Linked DNA regions of Homo sapiens: region 1 is linked to region 2. Evidence: chromatin contacts called from ENCODE Hi-C data. All regions are on one chromosome and are shown on one strand. The core of a region is the stretch at or near the end of the contact, and the rest is flanking DNA. Distances in the headings are between cores, read along the strand shown.

Region 1 (4,752 bases), core at 586-3,085, 340 kb before region 2:
GGAGAGCTTCAGATTCTCCATACAAAATGGTTAATCTAAAACTATGCTGGATAGAGTAAAACCCTTGCTGAGCTTCTTAGAAAAAAAAAAAAGATGCTTTATGTGTCAAATATAGGCTATGTTAAATCATAGCAAAGCCTTTTGCCTCATTGCACTCCCGAAAGCAAGATGGGTCACCAGCAGCCCTACTGGAGCCACCCACGGAAGCTGGGCCAGGGTTCTCACTCTTGTCACATCTGCCCAAACCAGCATAGTCTGATCTGGAAACACGGCCTCAATATGTGCCGCCGGTGTTTCCATCAGTATGCAAAGGACATAGGTTTCATTGAGTTGGACTAAGTGATCTTCCTTGAATGGATTATCCAAGGCATCCACCCAATGAAAGAAACCATGTTAGTTCTTTGTACATAAAATAAACATTTTTAAAAAACAAAATAAATAAGTCATACCAAAAATTCCACCTTAATATATTATTGGCATAACAGGAAGAACCTGAAATTTATGTATGTCACGTGTACTTTTTTTTTTCTCTTTTGCTGTGACATCACCTGGGAAAATCCAGAAGATTGGATAACCAAGAAATGACTAATCAAGAGTCTGCCGTACATGTGAAAATGGTGGGTATTTGCCTATTTCCAGTTCCATTTATTAATGGTAAATCTTCACCACTTTTACCTCTGTCTCTAACCAGATAATTATGGGACTGAAATTTTATACAACTCTTTCTTCACAGTGCATCACAAAATAAACCTCAAATACTTATTGAATTGAATTTCAAATTATCTTTAAAATGTTTTTGCTTGAAATCTAATGCACATTGTCGTGCTTCTCAGAATATAAAATGTTTCCCCATTCCTTTTTACGCTAAATTTTCTTTGCTCAGCAATAACACACTTAAATCGTACAGTGTGAAATACATTATTGTAGGTTTCCAAATTTAAATGACAAGCATTCAGAAATTTTTAAAATACTTACTTGCATGACAATAGAGTTGCATTATATATACTAGGATGAGATAGGAAATGTACAGGCTTTGGAGTCAGAACTGGCTTCGTATCTTAACTCATTCCGGCCGGGTGCCTGTAATCCCAGCACTTTGGGAGGCCGAGGCGGGCGGATCACCAGGTCAGGAGATCGAGACCATCCTGGCTAATACAGTGAAACCCCATCTCTACTAAAAATACAAAAAATTAGCCGGGCATGGTAACAAGCTCCTGTAGTCCCAGCTGCTCTGGAGGCTGAGGCAGGAGGATGGCTTGAACCCAGGAGGCGAAGGTTGCAGTGAGCCAAGATTGCGCCACTGCACTCCAGCCTGGGCGACAGAGCGAGATTCCGTCTCAAAAAAAAAAAAAAAAAAAAAACTCATTCCTTATTAGCTTCTATAGCCCTGAATGAGAGCAGTAATCTTACCTTTAAGAAATGGGTGTGAAACCGCCAACTATGTGTTATTATTCATACTCAGTGAAAACGTCAAGTTCCTAGTAACCCCAGATTAAGCATTCATTAAATATTGATCTACTCTATTACGTTAGTGAGTGTTTTAACTGTGTAACTGGCATATTTATTTGCATGTGTGGAAAGAAATTACATCTGTTCTCCATATTCACAGTGATAAAATCTTAAAAACAACAATTAAAAATAATCCTTTCTTTTAAAGAGAACAACTGCCTCATGATCTCTTGTTTTCTCTTTGTGTTCTTATTATTGTTGTGCCTCCTCTTCTGTTCCATTTATTTTTTCAGCTTTCTCTTTCTCTCTAGCTTTTTTCTGGCCTATAAACTAGAGCGTGACACAGCATTTTGTCACGCTTAATAAATCTCTTGTTCATCTTTCCCCCAACCAGTGTAGGATCAAAGGTGAAAGTTGACTCAAAATGGTGATTAAGTCATCGTCAGTTTAGTTATTGCTCTTAGGTTGAAGCGTATGAAATTGTTTTTATATGTCAAATATAGTCCAGTATTGCCAGTTTTATATGGTTCAACCTAATAACAGCTCTTTCTATCCATTGAAGGATTGGCACTTGATTCATTGGAATTGAGCATATCTCTTTGATACATAGAATTAAACCAGTCTAAAACTTATTTTCTTGTTTGGGTTGACTTTTTTTTTAACTTACGTGAACACAAGCAGTATAGGAATTCCCTGACATATAAACAATGTTAATCCTCTTTGTATAATGTTGTTACTTGGGTCCTAGAGCCCTCTAGAAGGTGTTTGTGGAGGCAAGTAGCAGTGTATTCACTCCACAGTTATTCAGACTGTTGAAGGAAAACAAGCCAAAAGATTTTTTTTAACTATTATTGCATTAATTTACACAATTTTTACCTTGGGTTTGCTTTCCTAAAAATATTGATAGGTCTGGCCGGGCGCGGTGGCTCACGCCTGTAATCCCAGCACTTTGAGAGGCCGAGGTGGGCAGATCATGAGGTCAGGAGATCGAGACCATCCTGGCTAACATGGTGAAACCCCGTCCCTACTAAAAATACAAAAAAATTATCCAGGCGTGGTGGCGGGCACCTGTAGTCCCAGCTACTCGGGAGGCTGAGGCAGGAGAATGGCATGAACCCAGGAGGCGGAGCTTGCAGTGAGCTGAGAGGCGCCACTGCACTCCAATCTGGGCGACAATGCGAGACTCCCTCTCAAAAAAAAAAAAAATTATATATATATATATATGTCTTTTATATTGACAACTTTATAGCATGTTATTCTTTACTTCTCATGAACAGGATTCAGATCTCTCTGTCCAGACTTTTTACATGCACACTTCTCTGTGTACACTCAAGTTCTATACAAACAGAGCTATTTCTCTTTTTCCCATATTAGACCCTGCACTTTGATTCCTCCCTAATCTCAGCATATCTAAATCCTGTTTCTCTTCCAGAGCCTACCTCTGTTGGCTCTTCCTCCTTTGACCCCAGAAGAAGAAATCTTTGTTTCTTCTATTCCTTTTACATTTTATCTGGACATCTTGGCAATGTATTAATTATTTGGGTTTCTATTTTTTAATCCACATTAGAGAATATGCACCTTGAGTGTAAGATTTATATTTTATATATCTCTTACAGAGCGGCTTCACACACTGTCTTATACTTAATATGTGGTGAAGGAATGAAAGAATTTGGCCTACACTATCTTAATGTAGAAACAGACCAAATATGTAATAAGCAAGGGAAATCGCTATTACTAAAATTTAGTAGTGCATAATCTTCCAAATAAATCTGAGAATCATCTATGTGTGGGGGTAAATGTACCAGTTTGAATAGGTGGCTTTAAATCTATACTTTCTGTGTAGCTGGATAAAAACTCTAGTGCCTACTTCTTTGTACCACTGCAGTAATGAAGTCTTTTGTTGCTACCAAATATAAACAATGGAAAACCAAGAAAGAATATTTCTCTGAGAACATCTGACTGGAATTTCTTAAGTGATTCAAACTAATTTTTATGTGGGCTATTTCCAGAAAAATGTAGGATAATACTAAGGTGATTTAAAATTCACTGAGGCTGGGCACTGTGGCTCATGCCTGTAATCCCAGCATTTTGGGAGGCCAAGGCAAGAGGATCGCTTGAGCTCAGGAGTTTGAGACCAGCCTGGGCAACATAGTGAGACCCGTCTCTACAAAAATTAAAAAAATACCTGGGCATAGTGGCAGATGGCTGTAGTCCCAGCTACTCTGGAGGCTAAGGTGGGAGGATCTATTGAGCCCAGGAGGTCAAGTCTGCAGTGAGCTGTGATCACGCTACTGCACTCCATCCTGGGTGACAGAGTGAGACCTTGTCTCAAAAATTTTAAAATAGGTCAGGTGCAGTGGCTGATGCCTGTAATCCCAACACTTTGGGATGCTGAGGCAGGCAGATTGCTTGAGTCCAGGAGTTCAAGACCAGCCTGGGCAACACTACAAAACCCTGTTTCTACAAAAAAATGCAAAAATTAGCCGAGGGTGGTGGTGAGCCCCTGTAGTCCCAGTTACTTGAGAGTCTGAGGTGGGGGGATCACCTGAGCCCAGGAGGGAAAGTTGCAGTGAGCCAAGATCACGCCACTGCCCTCCAGCCTGGGTGACAGAGCAAGACCCTGCCTCAAAAAATAAAAATAAAAAAACATAAAAGTAAATTTTTTTTTTTTTTTTTTTGGAGACCGAGTCTCACTCTGTCACCCAGGCTTGGAGTGCAGTGGCGAAATCCTGGCTCACTGCAACCTCCGCCTCCTGGGTTCAAGCAATTCTCTTGCCTCAGCCTCCCAAGTAACAGGGTTACAGGTGTATGCCACCATGCCCAGCTAATTTTGTATATTTAGTAGAGATGGGGTTTCACCATGTTACCCAGGCTGATCTCGAACTCCCGACCTCTGGTGATCTGCCTGCCTTGGCCTCCCAAAGTGCTGGTATTAGAGGCATGAGCCACTGTGCCTGGCCTTTTTTTGTTTGTTTTTGAGACAGAGTCTCGCTCTGTCACTTGGGCTAGAGTGTAGTGGTGCCATCTCGGCTCACTGCAACCTCTGCCTCCCGGGTTCAAGCGATTCTCCTGTCTCACCCTCCAGAGTAGCTGGGATTACAGGCATGTGCTACCATGCCCAGCTAATTTTTGTATTTTTAATAGAGACAGGGTTTCACTATGTTGGCCAGGCTGGTCTTGAACTCCTGACCTTAGGTGATCCACTGGCCTTGGCCTCCCTAAGTGCTGGGATTCCAGGCGTCAGCCACCGTGCCCGGCCAAAAATAAATTTTAAAAATAATAAATAAATGAAACTCATATAGA
Region 2 (5,491 bases), core at 194-2,693:
TAGGTTTTTTATAGTTTTCAAGTCTTTCATCCATCTTGAGTTGATTTTTGTATATTGTGTAAGGAAGGAGTGGTATAGCTTCTTAAAAATTACTGGATTGTGTTTCATAGGGTTTTGAAAAAAAGATGTCATTCATAGAAATTGCATTAAAATTGACATATCTCAGGATGTGTTTCTTCATCTGTACATAGGTGATAATAACTACCTCATAGAATTATGAGGATCAAGCAAGGTGTTCCAAGTCAATGTGCATTATTAAGGGCTACACATGTGATCCATTTTAATACCACCAGACAATAGACCAACTTTGAATTGGATGTTAATAAAAAAGCTATGATGTATTCGTAATCCAGAAGAGCAATAGGATTATTTATATTTGACTTCGAATAATTTTTTGAGGAGCTTTTGCAGCTACTGACTTCCTTAGTATGCTTGCCTGAGATTAAAATATATACTGACTTCCTTATTATGCTTTTCTGAGATTAAAATTCTTTTATATCCTTTGAGCACATATAGATAATGGCCTTTACTTTTAAAATTTTCATCCAAGAGATACATATAACTCATATATAAATATCGAGATTATTCAGATGAAGCTGCAAAGCCAGTTCATGGAATATACTGGATTGAATCATATCCAAGAACGTATGAATTTTATTTAAAAAGCACCTCAGCTATTGAAAAGAGCAAGCCTGTTTACACAGCTTCACACAGACCTAAGAAATACAATGGGGATCATACATATGAGAGTTATTTCTTTAATAAGGATGGTGTGGCAGCCACAAAAGTACACAACCTCTAGGGTATTCCTCTGAGAACCTGCTGCCCAGCTGCAGGGAACAGAGTTAACTGACAGCCTTCAACTGTAGAGCCATCAGCATCTGCATGGCATTCACGCTGGACCACATTCTTCTTCCTAGGCAACCCCCAGCCAATGACTGAGCAAGGAAGATATACTAGTCTGTTCTCACATTGCTCTAAGGAAATACCCAAGACTGGGTAATTTATAAAGGAAAGAGGCTTAATTGACTCACAGTTCAGCATGACTGGGGAGGCCTCAGGAAACTTACAATCATGGCAAAAGGTTAAGGGGAAGCAAGCCACCTTCTTCACAAGGTGGCAGGAAGGAGAAATGAACGCAGGAGAAACTACCAAACACTTACAAAATCATCAGCTCTCGTGAGAACTCACTATCAGGAGAACAGCATGGGAGAAAACACCCCCATGATTCAATTATATCCACCTGGTCTCTCCCTTGACTTGTGGGGATTATGGGGATTACAATTGAAGATGAGATTTTGGGTGGGGACAGAGCCAAACCAGATTAGAAGGGTACTGTAGGGCCTGGCTGTTTCAGCCCAATGCTGAACTGCTTCATCAGGCAATCTTTGCTCTGAAGCTGCTCACTGAGCAAGCCAAGCCCTGGTCAGCTGTCCTTTGCAGCTGGAGGCTCTCCTGCTTTCTTCCTCTTTCATAGATGTCAACAGGCCTCACAGCTGAAGGCTTTACCCACCCAATCCTGTTCCCCCTCTTCTAACAGCTATGAAACCTTCCTAGTTTCACCCCTTCACCCGTTCCAGTTTTACATAAGTTTTCCTCACTACACAGAGATGGTGTGGTGCCACCAAGATCATTATTCATTTTACAACCTTACTGGGATCCCCTGATGAAATCCCTCTGAGACTACAGCACAGTAGCCCCTGGCAGAAGAGAGGACCCTGTACCTACAAGATGCCTTGCCTATCTCAGAGATCCAGACCATTGTCAGATTTTAGAGTTCCTAGTATGGAGAAAAGTCCCTTGAGAACAGTAGAGCCTGGATTGAACTCTTTTAAAATAAGTAGGAGGTAGGCGCTTGTGGTCCCAGCTACTCGGGAAGCTGAGGCAGGAGGATCGCTGGAGCCCATGATGCAGAGAGACACGATTGCGCCACTGCACTGCAGCGTGGGCAACAGAGTGAGACTGTCTCAAGAGAAAAAAAAAAAAAGTGACAGTGTGCAAAATGTTCATTTTATGTATACTTAGTGCCATCTGCTGGCTATGAAATATGATAGCATTTGTCATGAAATTACAAAAAGTGTTAAGGTGCTAGTTTGCACATGTTTTAATAGAAAATGGGAGAAAGCAAGAGAACTCAAGGGACATGTATTACACTTGTTTTAGTTTTGTTTGAGTTGTGATGATCTCAGTGGCTCTTCTCTCCCTCACCCACCCACCTCTCCTGTTTGTTCAATCTCTCTCCCTCCTCTGGTGCCTTAAAAGGGTCTCCATGCTTTGCATCCCACCTCCGCTCCAGGATCAGGGACCCACCTGACATCACACCTTTTGCTTCAGCAACAATAAATTGCTGGAAATTTCCAGCAACTCTTTTTCCTGCCAGTGCTCCCACTGTACCCTTGTCTGTTAAGGTCTTAACCTGTCTTCCTCCCACACCTCTGCCTCTCACCTGCTCAGATGTCCCCTCCTGCCAGCAGCCAGTCCCGAACATCCCCTCTGTGATCTGCTAATGCCACTCCACCTGTCACACAGTTTGATCATTTAAAAATGATCTGTTTTCCTTTGAAGTCTTTTATTGAACTCTGAATTACTTAATAAAAGGGTTTGTATATTATTTATTCCTGTTTTCCACCCGACACAGTACCTGGAACATAGCAGATGCTCAGCAAACATTGCACCAAAGAATAAGGTGGAAAATAAATGGTTAAAATATACAAACATTTTAAAGATAGGGTATTTGGGTCACTTTTACTGCTTTCTGTCCCTACAATATGGCTGAATCATCCCCCATATGGCTCAACATTTTATTAATTCTTTTTAAAGTACCCAACACTATATTGAGTGCTCTGGGGATCAAAATAATAGTATATATATTAAGAGTGGGTTTGAATCCCTGCTCTACCATTTACTAGCTGGGCAATTTATTTAACATTTTAAAATTTCATCATCTGTAAAGTGGAAATATTAAAGGTATCTTCTTCAAAAGTGACATTTGGAAGAAAAAAATAAAGTAATACATGTAAAGCATATGAGATTCAGTAAGCACTCGGTTAGTGGTGAGTTGTTTTTGTGGTTATTGCTAAGACCCAGGAACTCATTGTTTGAAGATCAGCATAGAGCACTTACTGGTTGGGTGGGATTTCTGTTCTCTACTCAATGGTTTGTTTATTCTTTAGAGACTGTCCGTCCCCTCTAGAGTCTATTAGTAATATTTTGTTATGCCAATTTAGGGGAGTTTTACTATCATGCTGTTTCTCTAATAATAGCTAATTTATATCTTTAATTTTTAAAAGCCATTATGCTGGAAACAGAACATTCATACAAACAATACATGAATGAATGTAGGTTAACAAAATAGCTGGTTACTATAATGTAGTGGTATTCCATGGCTTTAAGTTTAAAAATAACTTTGCATTTACTACAGTGGACTTACCCTCCAGGCATAAAATTTTAAAACCCAACAACTCCAGGCCTCCAGAGTCTTTACTTCCCACTAACTTCTCACCAGTGAAGGCGAAGCTAATGAAAAAGGATAGATGACTGCTTCTCAATTGGAAATGGATCCAAATACCATCAAGGGAATTGGTGTTTGGTGTACAGATTTTACCTACTGTCACAGCCTGGTTGGGTGGAGGATGGGGAAGGTGGTGGTATCTGTCTACTTTTAGAGTTTGTAAATGTTTCTCTGAATTCCTGTTTTTATAGCAGATAATTTTGAGAAAATTTTGCCTTGAAAAAGAGTCTGAAACCAAAAAGCTAAACAGAGGCAAAGGTTTGTGGCTTGGATCTTTAATATTAATAAGTTTATTGCTTTTTCCTACCTCCCACTCCTGCTACCTGAAGAAGGTGAGTAGGAGGGGAGGGATGGTGAAAGATGAGGGATGTGGAGGGAAAAGGACGTAAGTGGGGGTTGGGTAGATGACAGATAGTGGCTGTCTGCCTGCCACCCATCTAGGTATGCCCCAAAGGGTGGTCTCTGCTTTTGCCCACAGGGGACTCATTCACACAGAAAGGAAGATGACAGACAATTGGCCAGAACATAGAGCACTGAAGTGAAACACAAAGGCCACTCTTGGGCCTCTGTTAGTTTCTTCTGGGATCTTTCTTCTTGATCTGCAGATGAGTGTTTTCTCCCTGTGTCTTCACATGATCTTTCCTCTGTGCCTGTTGTGTCCTAATCTCCTTTTCATATAAATTCACAATTGAGCACAAAACTCCTATTTAATACCATATGTTGGAATAAAAAGCCTTATAGCAATGCATAGTGATAGAAATTCTTTTCTTTAAAACTTAGTTTGACTATTTTGCAGTAATGAAAAATGGTCCTGACATACAGAATGCCATCTAGCTTACAACTGCATGGGGCATGCAGAAGAAAGAGATGAACAATCTTTACCTGAAAAGAGACCACCCTCTCCTTTAATGGGAGTGGAAATTAAAGAATAATGCTCATAGTTTGCTGCAAACACTATTGCTCAATTTAATACTCTAATGGAATTCACACATTTCTTTTTCTACAGTGTGTGTCCAATCATTGTTAACTATACCTTTATTATCTTTATAATGTTGAGGTAAAGAGCTTTCTGCTATTATGCATTAATAACTCCATCCCTAATGCCATCATGGTTCTCGTGTCTAGGGAAGGAGTCTGTATTTGTCCGTTTTCACACTGCTATAAAGAATACCATTAGGCCAGGCGCAGTGGCTCACGCCTGTAATCCCAGCACTTTGGGAGGCCGAGGCGGGCGGATCACGAGGTCAGGAGATCGAGACCATCCTGGCTAACACAAGTGAAATCCCGTCTCTACTAAAAATACAAAAAAATTAGCCAGGCATGGTGGCGGGTGCCTGTAGTCCCAGCTACTCGGGAGGCTGAGGCAGGAGAACGGCGTGAATCCAGGAGGCGGGGCTTGCAGTGAACTGAGATTGCGCCACTGCACTCCAGCCTGGGCAACAGAGTGAGAGTCTTACCTCAAAAAAAAAAATACCACCAGAGACTGGGTAATTTATAAAGAAAGGAGATTTAATTGACTCACAGTTCTGCATGGCTGGGAAGGCCTCAGGAAATTCACAATCATTGTGGAAGACAAAGGGGAAGCAAGGCACATCTTATATAGCAGCAGGTGAGACAGAGAGAGAGAGAGAGAGAGAGAACGAACCAGGAAGTGCCACACTTTAAAACCATCAGCTCTCATGAGAACTCACTCACTATCATGAGAACCGCATGGGGGAAACCACCTCCATGATGCACTCAATTCCCACCAGGTTCCTCCCTTGACACCTGAGGATTACAATTCGAGAGGAGATTTTGGTGGGGACACAGAGACAAACCATATTATTTCAAAGTTCCACAGGTCTCTAGACCAGGTGCAAAATGCTGCCAGTCGGAGGAGCCAAGATGGCCGAATAGGAACAGCTCCGGTCTACAGCTCCCAGCGTGAGCGACGCAGAAGACGGGTGATTTCTGCATTTCCATCTGAGGTACCGGGTTCAT

Evidence for each region. A loop is a pair of places that touch in the nucleus more often than their neighbours do.
Region 1: a loop to region 2 is called in a map with no recorded cell type, with 5 times the contacts of the local background. The contact joins two enhancer-like sites. A Hi-C loop is called at or near these places in 1 of 168 maps with a recorded cell type or tissue (K562) and 4 of 37 single-sample maps with no recorded cell type.

What each region holds. Positions count from the first base shown.
Region 1 is chr7:33,031,799-33,036,550 of GRCh38, reverse strand. All of the region lies in intron 1 of NT5C3A (5'-nucleotidase, cytosolic IIIA), which reads left to right. It also overlaps the pseudogene RPS29P14. Among named protein-coding and RNA genes, the nearest start is that of NT5C3A, 29 kb to the left of the region's middle. Within about 2 kb of position 1,835, at least 3 of the 41 ENCODE cell types and tissues checked have a DNase peak (open chromatin) inside an H3K27ac peak, as active enhancers do.
Region 2 is chr7:32,688,608-32,694,098 of GRCh38, reverse strand. It overlaps the pseudogene DPY19L1P1. Among named protein-coding and RNA genes, the nearest start is that of MIR550A2, 42 kb to the left of the region's middle. Within about 2 kb of position 1,443, at least 3 of the 41 ENCODE cell types and tissues checked have a DNase peak (open chromatin) inside an H3K27ac peak, as active enhancers do.